Regions from separate parts of the Homo sapiens genome. Here all the other regions are linked to region 3. Evidence: read pairs that join two places in POLR2A ChIA-PET (ENCODE). Cell type or tissue: MCF 10A. All regions are shown on one strand. Region 1 has its middle 5.6 kb from the start of HYOU1-AS1. Region 2 overlaps CBL (Cbl proto-oncogene). Region 3 holds the start of H2AX (H2A.X variant histone).

Region 1 (4,000 bases), 57 kb before region 3:
TTGAAACACTTTGGAAGGCCAAGGCAGGAGAATTGCTTGAGCCGAAAAGGTTGAGGCTGCAATGAGCTGTGATCACGCCACTGCACTCCCTCCTGGGTGACAGAGTGAGACCCTGCCTCAAAATAAATAAATAATAAATAGATAAATGAATAAATTGTTCTAGGTATTTAGAAAAAATCAACTTAGATCTCTATTGCACACTCCACACAAAATAAATCCCAGATAGATTTAAAAATGCCATTTAAGACCTGGCACAGTGGTTCACGCCTGTAATTCCAGCACTTTGGGAGGCTGAGGAGGGCAGATCACCTGAGGTCAGGAGTTCAAGACCAGCCTGACCAACATGGTGAAACTCTGTCTCTACTAAAATTACAAAAATTAGTTGAGCGTGATGGCACATGCCTGTAGTCCTAGCTACTTAGGAGGCTGAGGCAGGGGAATCACTCAAACTCAGGAGGTGGAAGTTGCAGTGAGCTGAGATTGCACCACTGCACTCCAGCCTGGGCGACAGAGAGAGACTCCGTCTCAAAAAAATAAATAAATAAATAAAGAGGCTGGGCGTAGTGGCTCACGCCTGTAATCCCAGCACTTTGGGAGGCCAAGGCAGGCAGATCACCTGACGTCAGGAGTTTGAGATCAGCCCAGCCAACACGGTGAAACCTCATTTCTACTAAAAATACAAAAATTAGCCGAGTGTGGTGGCAGGTGCCTGTAATCCCAGCTACTTGGGGGCTGAGGCAGGAGAATCGCTTGGACCTGGGAGGCGGAGGTTGCAGTAAGCCGAGATCGCAGCATTGCACTCCAGCCTGGGGGACAAGAGCGAGACTTCATCTCAAAAAAAAAAAAAAAAGAAAGAAAAGAAAAAAGAAAATGTCATTTAAGAAAATAAAACTGCTAGGCGTGGTGGCTCACGCCTGTAATCCCAGCACTTTGGGAGGCTGAGGCAGGTGGATCACGAGGTCAGGAGATCGAGAACATCCTGGCTAACACGGTGAAACCCCGTCTCTACTAAAAATACAAAAAAAAAAAAATTAGCCGGGCTTGGTGGCAGGCACCTGTAATCCCAGCTACTCGGGAGGCTGAGGCAGAAGAATGGCATGAACCTGGGAGGCGGAGCTTGCAGTGAGCCAAGATCGCGCCACTGCACTAAAGCCTGGACGACAGAGTGAGACTCCGTCTCAAAAAAAAAAAAAAAGAAAAGAAAGAAAATTAGGCCGGGCGCGGAGGCTCACGCCTGTAATCCTAGCACTTTGGAAGGCCGAAGTGGGTGGATCACGAGGTCAGGAGATCGAGACCATCCTGGCTAACACAGTGAAACCCCGTCTCTACTAAAAATACAAAATTAGCCAGGTATGCTGGTGCATGCCTGTAATCCCAGCTACTCGGGAGGCTGAGGTAGGAGAATTGCTTGAACCTGGGAGGCGGAGGTTGCGGTGAGCCAAGATCACACCATTGCACTCCAGCCTGGGCAACAAGAGCGAAACTCCGTCTCAAAAAAAAAAAAAAAAGAAAATTAGAGATGGTATCAACATGGGAGAGGTAACTTGATAAATTAACACTGAGGAATTTACTTGGTAAAGGGGGATAATATAAATTTTGAAAGCTTAAGGAATTGACAGAAAAATAAACATAAGAATAGGTCTTAATCATTAAAGAGTAACCACCAGAATAATCCCAGCTGCCATGCTTGGCTAATTTTTTATTTTTATTTTTTGTAGAGATGGGGGTCTCACTATTGTTGCCCAGACTGGTCTCGAGCTCTTGGGCTCAAGTAATCCTCTCGCCTCAGCCTCCCATAGTGCTGGGATTACAGGCGTGAGCAACCACGCCCAGCCATGTGAGAGTTTTAATTCCTCTACAGCCTCATCAACACTAGTTTTCTTTTTTTTTCTTTTTTCTTTTCATTTATTTATTTATTTATTTATTTATTTATTTATTTATTTATTTTGAGACAGAGTCTGGCTCTGTTGCCAGGCTGGAGTGCAGTGGCGAGATCTTGGCTCACTGCAACCTCCTCCTCCTGGGTTCAAGTGATTCTCTTGCCTCAGCCTCCCATGTAGCTGGGATTACAGGCGTGTGCCACCACACCCGGCTAATTTTTGTATTTTTAGTAGAGATGGGGTTTCACCATATTGGCCAGACTGGTCTTGAACTCCTGACCTCAGGTAATCCGCCCGCCTCGGCCTCCCAAAGTGTTGGGATTACAGGTGTGAGCTACTGCGCCCAGCCAATTTGTGTATTTTTAGTAGAGACAGAGTTTTGCCATGTTGGCCAGGCTGGTCTCAAACTCCTGGCCTCAAGTGATCCACCCACTTTGGCCTCCGAAAGTGCTGGGATTACAGATGTGAACCACTGCCCCCGGCCTACAGAGAGCAGTTTTATTAATCAAATGCTAACAGTTGAGATATGGCCAGACTCATGCCTTTAAAAGACTGTTCCAGCTTTTTGGGCTCAGTGAAGAGATTTCATAAGAAAAACTTGGCATGGGAAACATATGGGAGTGGTACAGGAGGGTATCTATGTGTCTTGTTCCGATAGCTCTCTTGAGTAATTTCTTGTCTGGAAGCCCAGTTGGCATCATCTTGACTTCTACCTGGTGGTTTTGGATTAATTGGTCGTGACTCCCCCTAAACAGGAGGATTCGGTAGCTGAAGGGGTGGGTTGCTCCTCCACACCTGTGGGTGTTCCTTGTTAGGTGGAACGAGAGACTTGGAAAAGAAAGAGACACAGACAAAGTACAGAGAAAGAAATCGGGGGACCAGGGGACCGGCGCTCAGCATATGGAGGATCCCGCCGGCCTCTGAGTTCCCTTAGTATTTATTGATCATTATTGGGTGTTTCTCGGAGAGGGGGATGTGGCAGGATCATAAGATAATAGTGGAGAGAAGGTCAGCAGGTAAACACGTGAACAAAGTTCTCTGCATCATAAACAAGGTAAAGAATTAAGTGCTGTGCTTTAGATATGTATACACATAAACATCTCAATGCCTTACAGAGCAGTATTGCTGCCCGCATGTCCCACCTGCAGCCCTAAGGCAGTTTCCCCCTATCTCAGTAGATGGAATATACAATCGGGTTTTACATCGAGACATTCCATTGCCCAGGGACGAGCAGGAGACAGATGCCTTCCTCTTGTCTCAACTGCAACGAGGCGTTCCTTCCTCTTTTACTAATCCTCCTCAGCACAGACCCTTTACGGGTGTCGGGCTGGGGGACGGTCAGGTCTTTCCCTTCCCACGAGGCCATATCTCAGGCTATCACATGGGGAGAAACCTTGGACAGTACCTGGCTTTCCTAGGCAGGGGTCCCTGCGGCCTTCCGCAGTGTTTTGTGTCCCTGGGTACTTGAGATTCCTTCAAGCATTTGTTTAGCAAAGCACATCTTGCACAGCCCTTAATCCATTTAACCCTGAGTTGACACAGCACATGTCTCAGGGAGCACAGGGTTGGGGGTGGGGTTACAGATTAAAATGGAGTCTCTTATGTCTACTTTCTATACAGACACATTACCAATCTGATCTCTCTTTCTTTTCCCCACAGGTAGCTGGGTCTTTATTCCTGGCTTGTTTCAAAATTAGCCCCTGGCTGAACAGGATGGCTCATGCTTGTAATCCCAACACTGGGAGGCACAGGCAGGAGGATTTTTTTTTTTTTTTTGAGATGGAGTCTTGCTCTGTCACCCAGGCTGGAGTGCAGTGAGTGATCTCCGCTTGCTGCAAGCTCCGCCTCCCGAGTTCATGCCATTCTCCTGCCTCACCTTCCCAAGTAGCTGGGACTACAGGCACCTGCCACCATGCCCGGCTAATTTTTTTGTATTTTTAGTAGAGATGGGGTTTCACCGTGTTAGACAGGATGGTCTCGATCTCCTGACCTGGTGATCTGCCTGCCTCGGCCTCCCAAAGTGCTAGGATTTCAGGCATGAGCCACTGCGCCCAGCCCCACTACGCCCAGCTATTTTTTGTATTTTTAGTAGAAATGGGGTTTTGCCATGTTGGCCAGGC
Region 2 (4,000 bases), 130 kb after region 3:
TCTCTTGCCTCAGCCTCCTGAGTAGCTGGGACTCCAGGTGTGTGCCACCATGCCTGGCTGATTTTCGCATTTTTCATAGAGACGGAATTTCACCATGTTGGCCAGGCTGGTCTTGAACTCCTGACCTCAAGTGATCTGCCTACCTCAGCCTCCCAAAGTGCTGGGATTACAGGCATGAGCCACCACGCCCCGCCTGAAGCAAGACATTTTGATATGGCTATTTGATTCAATCTGGTCAAAGTACTAAAATGTTATTTAGTCCTTTAAAAATTTAATTGAAAACTTAAAAACTTATAGCTTAGGCTTTAGCATAATGTCTCTTTGGTGACTTCCTTACCTGTTCCACAAATCTCTCTCATTACCTTCTCCACCTTGTTCACTATGCTTTAATCTCACTGACCTTTCTATTCTTCAAACAAATCTCAACCACTTACCACTTTAAGACCATTGAAGTACAATGGTTTGATGGTACGGTGGTTTGATTTGGGATTTTTCGACTTTATGATGGTGCAAAAGTGATAGCTATTCAGTGGAAACTGCGCTTTGAATATCCATATAACCATTCTGCCATTCTGTTTTCACTTTTAGTACAGTATTCAATAAATTACATCAGTTATTCAGCACTTTATAATAAAGTAGTAGGCTTTGTGTTAAGATGATTTTGCCCAACTCTAGGCTACTGTGTTATGAACATGTTTAAGGTAGGCTAGCTAAGCTATGATGTTTGGTAGGCTAAGTATATTAAATATACTATTGACTTATGATACCTTCAACTTAGGATAGGTTTATTGGAATGTAACTCCATTGTAAATTGAGGAACATCTGTAGTTGTTCGCTCTTTTTGGGCTACTCTTCTGCTGTAGCTGGCTTTTTTCTCTAATTTCAACTCTTAGCCTCAATGTCGCATCAGAAAAGCCTTATCTACTAGTCACCCAGCACTTTCTTATCATATTAGCCTATTTTAATTCTATAGTGAACCTTATAATTTTCTTTTTTTTTTTTTTATGACGGAGTTTTGCTCTTGTTGCCCAGGCTGGAGTGCAATGGTGCGATCTTGGCTCAACGCAACCTCTGCCTCCCGGGTTCAAGCAATTCTCCTGCCTCAGCCTCCCAAGTAGCTGGGATTACAGGCATGGGCCACCACGCCTGGCTAATTTTGTATTTTTATTCCAGACAGGATTTCTCCATGTTGGTCAGGCTGGTGTCGAACTCCTGACCTCAGGTGATCCACCTGCCTTGGCCTCCCAAAGTGCTGGGATTACAGGCGTGAGCCACCGCGCCCCGCAAACCTTATAATTTTCTTGTTGAATTCATTTTTATTGTTTTATTGCTTGATTCCTCTCACATTCAGATACCTTGTCTTTTTACTTCTGTGTCCCTGTGCCTGACACATATTTGTTGAATGAATATGTTGAGAAAAATAAAAACTGGTACAACCTTTAACTTACAGCCTCCATATGTACAAATTGGTCTCTGTCTGAACCTATGCTCACTCTTTTTTTTTTTTCCTATTCTAGGAGGCGTCCTCTTCTTTTAAAATATATGTATTTTAATGTATTCTCTTTTTTTTGAGATAGAGTCTCATTCCGTTGCCCAGGCTAGAATATGGTGGTGTGATCTTGGCTGACTGCAACCTCCGCCTCAAGCGGCCCTCCCACCTCAGCCTCCTGAGTGACTGGGACCACAGGTGCCCACCACCATGTCTACTTAATGTTTTTTTATATGTTTTTGTAGAGATGGGGTTTTGCAATGTTGTCCAGGCTGAATTTTAATTTTTTAGAAATAGACACAAAGCATTTTGGGAGGTCGAGGTGGGCGGATCACCAGAGTTCAGGAGTTTGAGACCAGCCTGGCCAACATGGTGAAACCCTGTCTCTACTAAAAATACAAAAATTAGCCGGGCATGGTGGCGCATGCCAGTAATCCCAGCTACTTGGGAGGCTGAGCCAGAAGAATCACTTGAACCTGGGAAGCGGAGGTTGCAGTGAGCTGAGATCGCACCATTGCACTCCAGCCTGAGCGACAAGAGCAAAACTCCATCTCAAAAAAAAAAAAAAGGAAATAGGGACAAGGTCTTGCCATGTGGCCCAGGCTGGAGTGCAGTGGCTGTTCACAGGCATGATCATAGTACACTGCAGCCTCAGACTCTTGGACTCACTCAAGCAATCCTTCTGCTTCAACCTCTGGAGTAGCTGAGACTTACACCCACACCACCACCACTCCTAGCTAATTCCTTCTCTCTCTCTCTCTCTTTTTTTTTTTTGGAGACGTGGTTTCGCTCTTGTCCCCCAGGCTGGAGTGCAGTGGCGTGGTCTTGGCTCACTGCAAACTTTGCTTCCCGGGTTCAAGTGATTCTCCTGCCTCAGCCTCCCAAGTAGCCGGGATTACAGGTGCCTGCCACCATGCCTGGCTAATTTTTTTTGTATTTTTTAGTAGAGACAGGGTTTCACCATGTTGGCCAGTTGTCACTTATCTCCTTTTCTCTTCTGGATCTTTCTTAATATAAAGCATGTTTAGTTTTCAGTTTTTGCTAGATCTTAATCTCTAGTTACAGTGTCGGTCTTCCCCACTTCCTTCCACAGACTAACATAGGAAACTACAATTTTAATATTTTTGTTGTGAAATGTAGTCTGTTTATAAATACCTGACTTACTTTTGGAATGTAGCACTTGTAAACTGGGAACTGTCTGTATTTGTTTTATTAATATGAGTTATTAACTCTGTTGTACTTAGAATATAGTTATCTTCCGAGGTGGAGTCTTTTTTCCCTGGCCATGTTCTTCCCTTTTGACTTGAACACTTGATAAGAATGAAGAGCTTTCTAAAATGCTGTGAAAATATTCATGAACCAAATGTTTTTGTTGATTCAGCTTGTCTTTGTTTGCTAGGCTTATATATGGGGCTAGCTGGATGTGGTGGCATGAGCCTTTAATCCCGGCTATTCAGGCAGTTTAGGCAGGAGGGTTGCTTGAATCCAGGAGTTCGAGGTTGTGGTGAGCTATGATTGAGCTCCAGCCTGAGAGACAGAGGGAGTCTTTTTCTCAAAAACAACAACAACAACAACAAAAAACAAAAACTTAAGAAAACAAGAGTTCAAGAAATGTTGTATTGAGAATGATGTATTTAGTTTTACAATTTTCATATTATCATTTGAAGAGTTGTGTTTTGTTTTTTTTTTTTCTTGAGACCAGAATCTTGCTGTGGCCCAGGCTGGAGGGCAGTGGCATGGTCTTGGCTCACTGCAACTTCCACCTCCTGGGTTCAAGTGATTCTCCTGCCTCAGCCTCCCGAGTAGCTGGAATTACAGGCATGTGCCACCATGTCCGGCTAATTTTTGAAGAATTCTTGATCATTAGTCATTAAACAGGAATTTATCCTAAGGAAATAATCTGATGTATAGAAGAATGAAATATCCAAGCACGTTCATCACTGTGATGTTGCAGTAGTAAAGACTTGAAAACAAAAGAAATGTTAAAGTTGGGGGGAGATGGTTAAGATATGTTATTGTCTATCCATAGACTAGAATTATTTAAATATCTCAAAAAAGTTTATAATGAGCTTTCGGTGACACAAGAAAATAGGTTTTTGTTTTTTGTTTTTTTTTTTGAGACGGAGTCTTGCTCTGTCACCCAGGCTGGAGTGCAGTGGCGCGATCTCGGCTCACTGCAAGCTCCGCCTCCTGGGTTCACACCATTCTCCTGCCTCAGCCTCTCCGAGTAGCTGGGACTACAGGCGCCCGCCACCACGCCCGGCTAATTTTTAGTATTTTTAGTAGAGACGGGGTTTCACCGTGGTCTGGATCTCCTGACCTCGTGATCCGCCCGCCTCAGCCTCCCAAAGTGCTGGGATTACAAGCGTGAGCCACCGCGCCCGGCCTGAAAATAGGTATTTTTAAATGTGAAATAAAAACGAGAATGTCAGGCTTATGCTTCCATTAATGTTAGCTTAGGTTGTTTTGAACCAAATATACTGCTAATAGCAAGAAAACTTAGAAGACATA
Region 3 (4,000 bases):
AGCTGCAGAATTCCAGTTCAGAAGCCAACGGAGGCTCAGTCCAGACAGGGATTAACCGACTTGTGCTGGTATCTAGGTGCTTGGATTGCCGAGTTGAGTTTGCTGGAAGGGAAATGGGGCGGCGTCGGGGGGCCCGACAGGCCTGGCTGCCAGTCGGCTTCCGCGAAAACGACTCTTGCTGTCCACATAGCCAGCCGTGAAGCCAAACTGCAGGCCTCTGCCCTCCCCTAAATGTCCTCCTAGGAGGCAGTCACTCGGGAGGAAGATGTGCCTGTTACCAAGTGCTTCGTCCCGGCCCCAGCGCAGACCTATGAATGAAGATGGAGGGAGAGCTGATGTGAAAGGCCTGGGTCCCGGCCGCAGAAGGGGCGCCAGACCGAAATCGGCGATCGCGTCTCTCCCACCAAAGCCTCCCGGCCAGCGGCCGCGTCTGAAAGTCCTGGGCTAAGCACCACGCCGGGGGGGTACCAGACACCCCGGCTGCAGCTGCCGAGGGCCTCACTCACCTTCAGGGCCGCCGGCCTCTCGGCCTGGACTGCCCACCTCGGCCCTGCGTCAGAGCGGAAGGCCAAGTCTTCCAGAAGGTGCTGCGGCCTCCCCGCAGCCCCTTAGCGACTCGGGATGGGGCGGCTGAGTCACGAACGCCGAGGCGGGCAGGTGCGGCGCCGCCGGCCTCCCCCCGGCAGGCTCGGGTCTTCCGCGCCACGGAGGTCCCCGAAGAGCGCCCAAGCCGCATCCGGAAGGCCCGAACCCTACCGGAGGGCGGACGGCGGACAGGGCAGGGCCCGAGGCCGACGCGGCAGGCGGTGCGGGACGGGAGCGGGGGCGGGCGGGGACTCGAGGCCGGGCGGCGAAGGCGGGCGAGGGGAGGGGAGGGGAAGGGAGCCGCGGCCCGCTTGCCCCGCAGTCTGAAGCGGCTCAGCTCTTTCCATGAGGGCGGTGGTGGCCCTTAAAAGGGCCTTTGTGGTGGCATGGGGAGGCCTGGCGGCCGGCCGCGGCGCGGGCCCTCTTAGTACTCCTGGGAGGCCTGGGTGGCCTTCTTGCCGCCCGAGGGCGCCTTCGGCCCCACGGTGGCGCTGGTCTTCTTGGGCAGCAGCACGGCCTGGATGTTGGGCAGGACGCCTCCCTGGGCGATCGTCACGCCGCCCAGCAGCTTGTTGAGCTCCTCGTCGTTGCGGATGGCCAGCTGCAGGTGGCGGGGGATGATTCGCGTCTTCTTGTTGTCGCGGGCCGCATTGCCCGCCAGCTCCAGGATCTCAGCGGTGAGGTACTCCAGCACTGCCGCCAGGTACACTGGCGCGCCGGCGCCAACGCGCTCGGCGTAGTGGCCCTTCCGCAGCAGCCGGTGTACACGGCCCACTGGGAACTGGAGGCCGGCGCGCGACGAGCGCGACTTGGCCTTGGCGCGGGCCTTGCCGCCAGTCTTGCCGCGGCCCGACATGCTAGCGAGGTAGACCGGTGAAGCACGACGGCTCAAACACTAGAACAGACGCCCGCCGCAGTGTAACTGCTGTCGCGCGCGCGCCGCGAGGCCGCCTTTATAAGCCCCCAGGACACACCTCTGCGCCCTCCTGATTGGCTCTTTTCTCCAATACCCGCCTCCGGTTGGTTGCGGTTAACCCTTGGGTGTCGCGGCTCGGCTGAGGGAGCGCGCCCGCTGATTGGTCGAATTTGAAAACCTTTTGCCCGGGGAGAAAAGGCGAGGAGGAGGGGTAGCACGCAGACTGCCAACTATCCGCTGATGTAGCCAATCCTTGTAAAGCGCGCGAGATTTAAACACTACAATCGGAAACCAGAAGCGGAAGACCAAAGGGGTGGAGTCTGAGGCCACCTAGAGAGCGTCTGGGAAATCTGTGCCGGCGTAGGATTTTTAAAGGAAAGGGGTCAATATTATAGCTACTGCAGCCCTCCTTTCCAGGTCCAGTCACTCCCTACTCCCTTCTCCTACCTGACAAAGGGAGAATGGAAAAGTGAAGAAATTAGACCCCTTAAAAGTTTTCTTTTTTTTCTTTCTTTCTTTTTTTAATAGACCGGGTGTCACTGGCTCTGTCACCCAGGCTGGAGTGCAGTAGTGTGATCTCAGCTCACTGCAGCCTCGAACTCCTGGGTTCAAGGAATCCTCCCTGCTAAACCTCCCTCGTAGCTGGTACTACAAGTGCTCCACCACACTTGGCTAATTATTTTATTTTTGTAGAGACGGAGTCTCGTTTTGTTGCCCAGGCTGTCTTGAATTCCTGGGCTCAGGCAATCCTCCTGCCTCAGCCTCCTAAAGTGCTGGGATTACAGGCATGAGCCACTGCACCCGGTGACTCTTTGAAAGTTTGTTCCCATGCCAGGAAACAGGATAACTTCAATTTTGTGGCCCTCCATGCCACCTCTAGTATCAGGATTTAAATATTTATTCAATATGTTCTGTTTGGTCTCAGTTCTGTTCACTTCTTGTTAGACGGGGTCTGATGGGGCAGAGAGATAGGCATCCTGTTGGAGGAAGTACCCCCACCACCCCTCCCAATCTACCCAAAAATGCCCATATAGGAAATATACCTACATAAACAATAAGAAAAAGACAACACTTTATTGTCTCCATTGAGAGCATGTGGCCCCCTGCTTAGTTCTTACTAATCAGAACACTTAATTTACAATCAAATGACATGTCACCGTGGAGCCTGTGTTCCTAGCCCTGGCCCAAGTTCTATCCCAAAAACCAGTGGTTCCTTGAGAGTCAGGACTCTGAAATGTGAGTGTGGATAACTGCAAAAAAAGCTGCTGTATCCCACCCTATGAGGCTGCAAAGATGGGATGGAGAGGGAGAGAGTAGCAAGTTGCAGAAAGCCATAGGTAAAATCCAATCAGTAGTCAGCAGAGGGCAAGAAACGCCCAGGATGCCAATGATCACAGAGAAAGGAAAATGCTGAGAACAAAATCTGGAGGAGTATGAAGAGTGAGAGAGGCCTGGGCAAGGAGGCAGTCTGGGACCAGAGAGAGAGGTCAGCCTGAGTCAGGAATCCTAGAGACTGTGAGGTAAAGGACAATGATCAAGGGACTCAGACATCATAGAAGAGTCGAACGAGCTGATATCGAATGGAGAAGGTGATGGCACTGCCCAGGATCTGCAAGGAGAAATGGACTGGAGTAAGAATCACGCAGAAAGGGAGACACGGAGGTATAAACTCGATTCCCATCCTCACCTGCAGCAGCAGCAGGAGCAATGTGAGGTTTCTCTCATGTATGGGCCCAAGGACTTTAAGTAGCAAGTTGATGAGGGTCATGTTGTTACATTCAGTGAATTCACCATCTTCAGTCTCACTCTGGTGTACTGTCACCAGCTGGAGGCTCTCTGCCACCTGGAGGGACCAGAGGTGAAGAGAACCTCAGCTAATACCTATGCTTTAGGAATGTGGATCTATTTAATGCTTTCAAGTTCCCCTTGGATCTGATGTAGGACTAGGTTCCCCATTCCTCAAGGTCAGGATGGCAGCCTAGGGCCTTACCTCCTTGTTACCCTGTTACCTTTAAAATAAAGGTGCCCAAGAAAGAGAGGCTCTTGGTCTTGAACTTGGAATAGCTCATCTCCAGTTTGCCTGTCTTGATATTGAGTCTGCGGGGGGAAGATAGCTTCATGTGACTGGGCCACTATTTGAACCCTCCTCCCTGTGGCTAATAGGAAGAGCATTGAATGTGGAGTCAACCTGAGATCTATTTCTGGCTCTGCTGCTTACTGTTATCAGAACCACTGTAGCAGATTATGCAAATAAATGTGCTTTGTAAGTTATAAAGGGCTACTCACATGGAAATAGCCCTTCTTTGGGCCCACTCCCTTTGCACAGCAAATGTATAGGCTGGCATTAGATATCCCAAGTGAAAAGGCTATGATGTCCATTTCAAGCCAAAAAGCGGCTACCTGGGTATGCGGTGGCGAGGGCAGGGGATGATATGCAGGAGCTGAGGCAGTGAGTAGAGGAAGTTGAACACCTGGGGCATGAAGAATAGTAGCATGGTC

What was found. Peaks named below come from ENCODE experiments on the same cell type or tissue, not always from the same donor. Only the 100,000 strongest peaks of a DNase experiment are listed, where the experiment ranks them.
Region 1: POLR2A ChIA-PET joins it to region 3 with 6 read pairs; 22 of 35 experiments call an interaction of 5 or more read pairs at or near these places.
Region 2: POLR2A ChIA-PET joins it to region 3 with 6 read pairs; 8 of 35 experiments call an interaction of 5 or more read pairs at or near these places.

Annotation. Positions count from the first base shown.
Region 1 is chr11:119,036,623-119,040,622 of GRCh38, forward strand. No RefSeq gene overlaps it. Among named protein-coding and RNA genes, the nearest start is that of HYOU1-AS1, 5.6 kb to the right of the region's middle. In MCF 10A, no CTCF peak of the experiment used is centred here; no DNase peak of the experiment used is centred here.
Region 2 is chr11:119,226,564-119,230,563 of GRCh38, forward strand. The region is part of intron 1 of CBL (Cbl proto-oncogene); the gene reads left to right. Among named protein-coding and RNA genes, the nearest start is that of CBL, 22 kb to the left of the region's middle. In MCF 10A, no CTCF peak of the experiment used is centred here; no DNase peak of the experiment used is centred here.
Region 3 is chr11:119,093,954-119,097,953 of GRCh38, forward strand. H2AX (H2A.X variant histone) reads right to left here and starts at 1,512. Exons shown (of 1, transcript NM_002105.3): 1 at 1-1,512. The coding sequence starts at 1,441. The coding sequence ends at 1,010. It overlaps DPAGT1 (dolichyl-phosphate N-acetylglucosaminephosphotransferase 1), which reads right to left. Exons shown (of 9, transcript NM_001382.4): 6 at 3,902-4,000; 7 at 3,511-3,598; 8 at 3,189-3,344; 9 at 2,557-3,110. The coding sequence ends at 3,045. RefSeq lists enhancers at 309-528, 442-1,005, 1,006-1,569, 1,019-1,448, 1,570-2,133 and 2 more and silencers at 619-748, 759-898, 1,599-1,698. In MCF 10A, CTCF peaks have their summits at 1,044 (motif pointing right) and 1,252; DNase peaks (open chromatin) are centred at 1,098 and 1,738.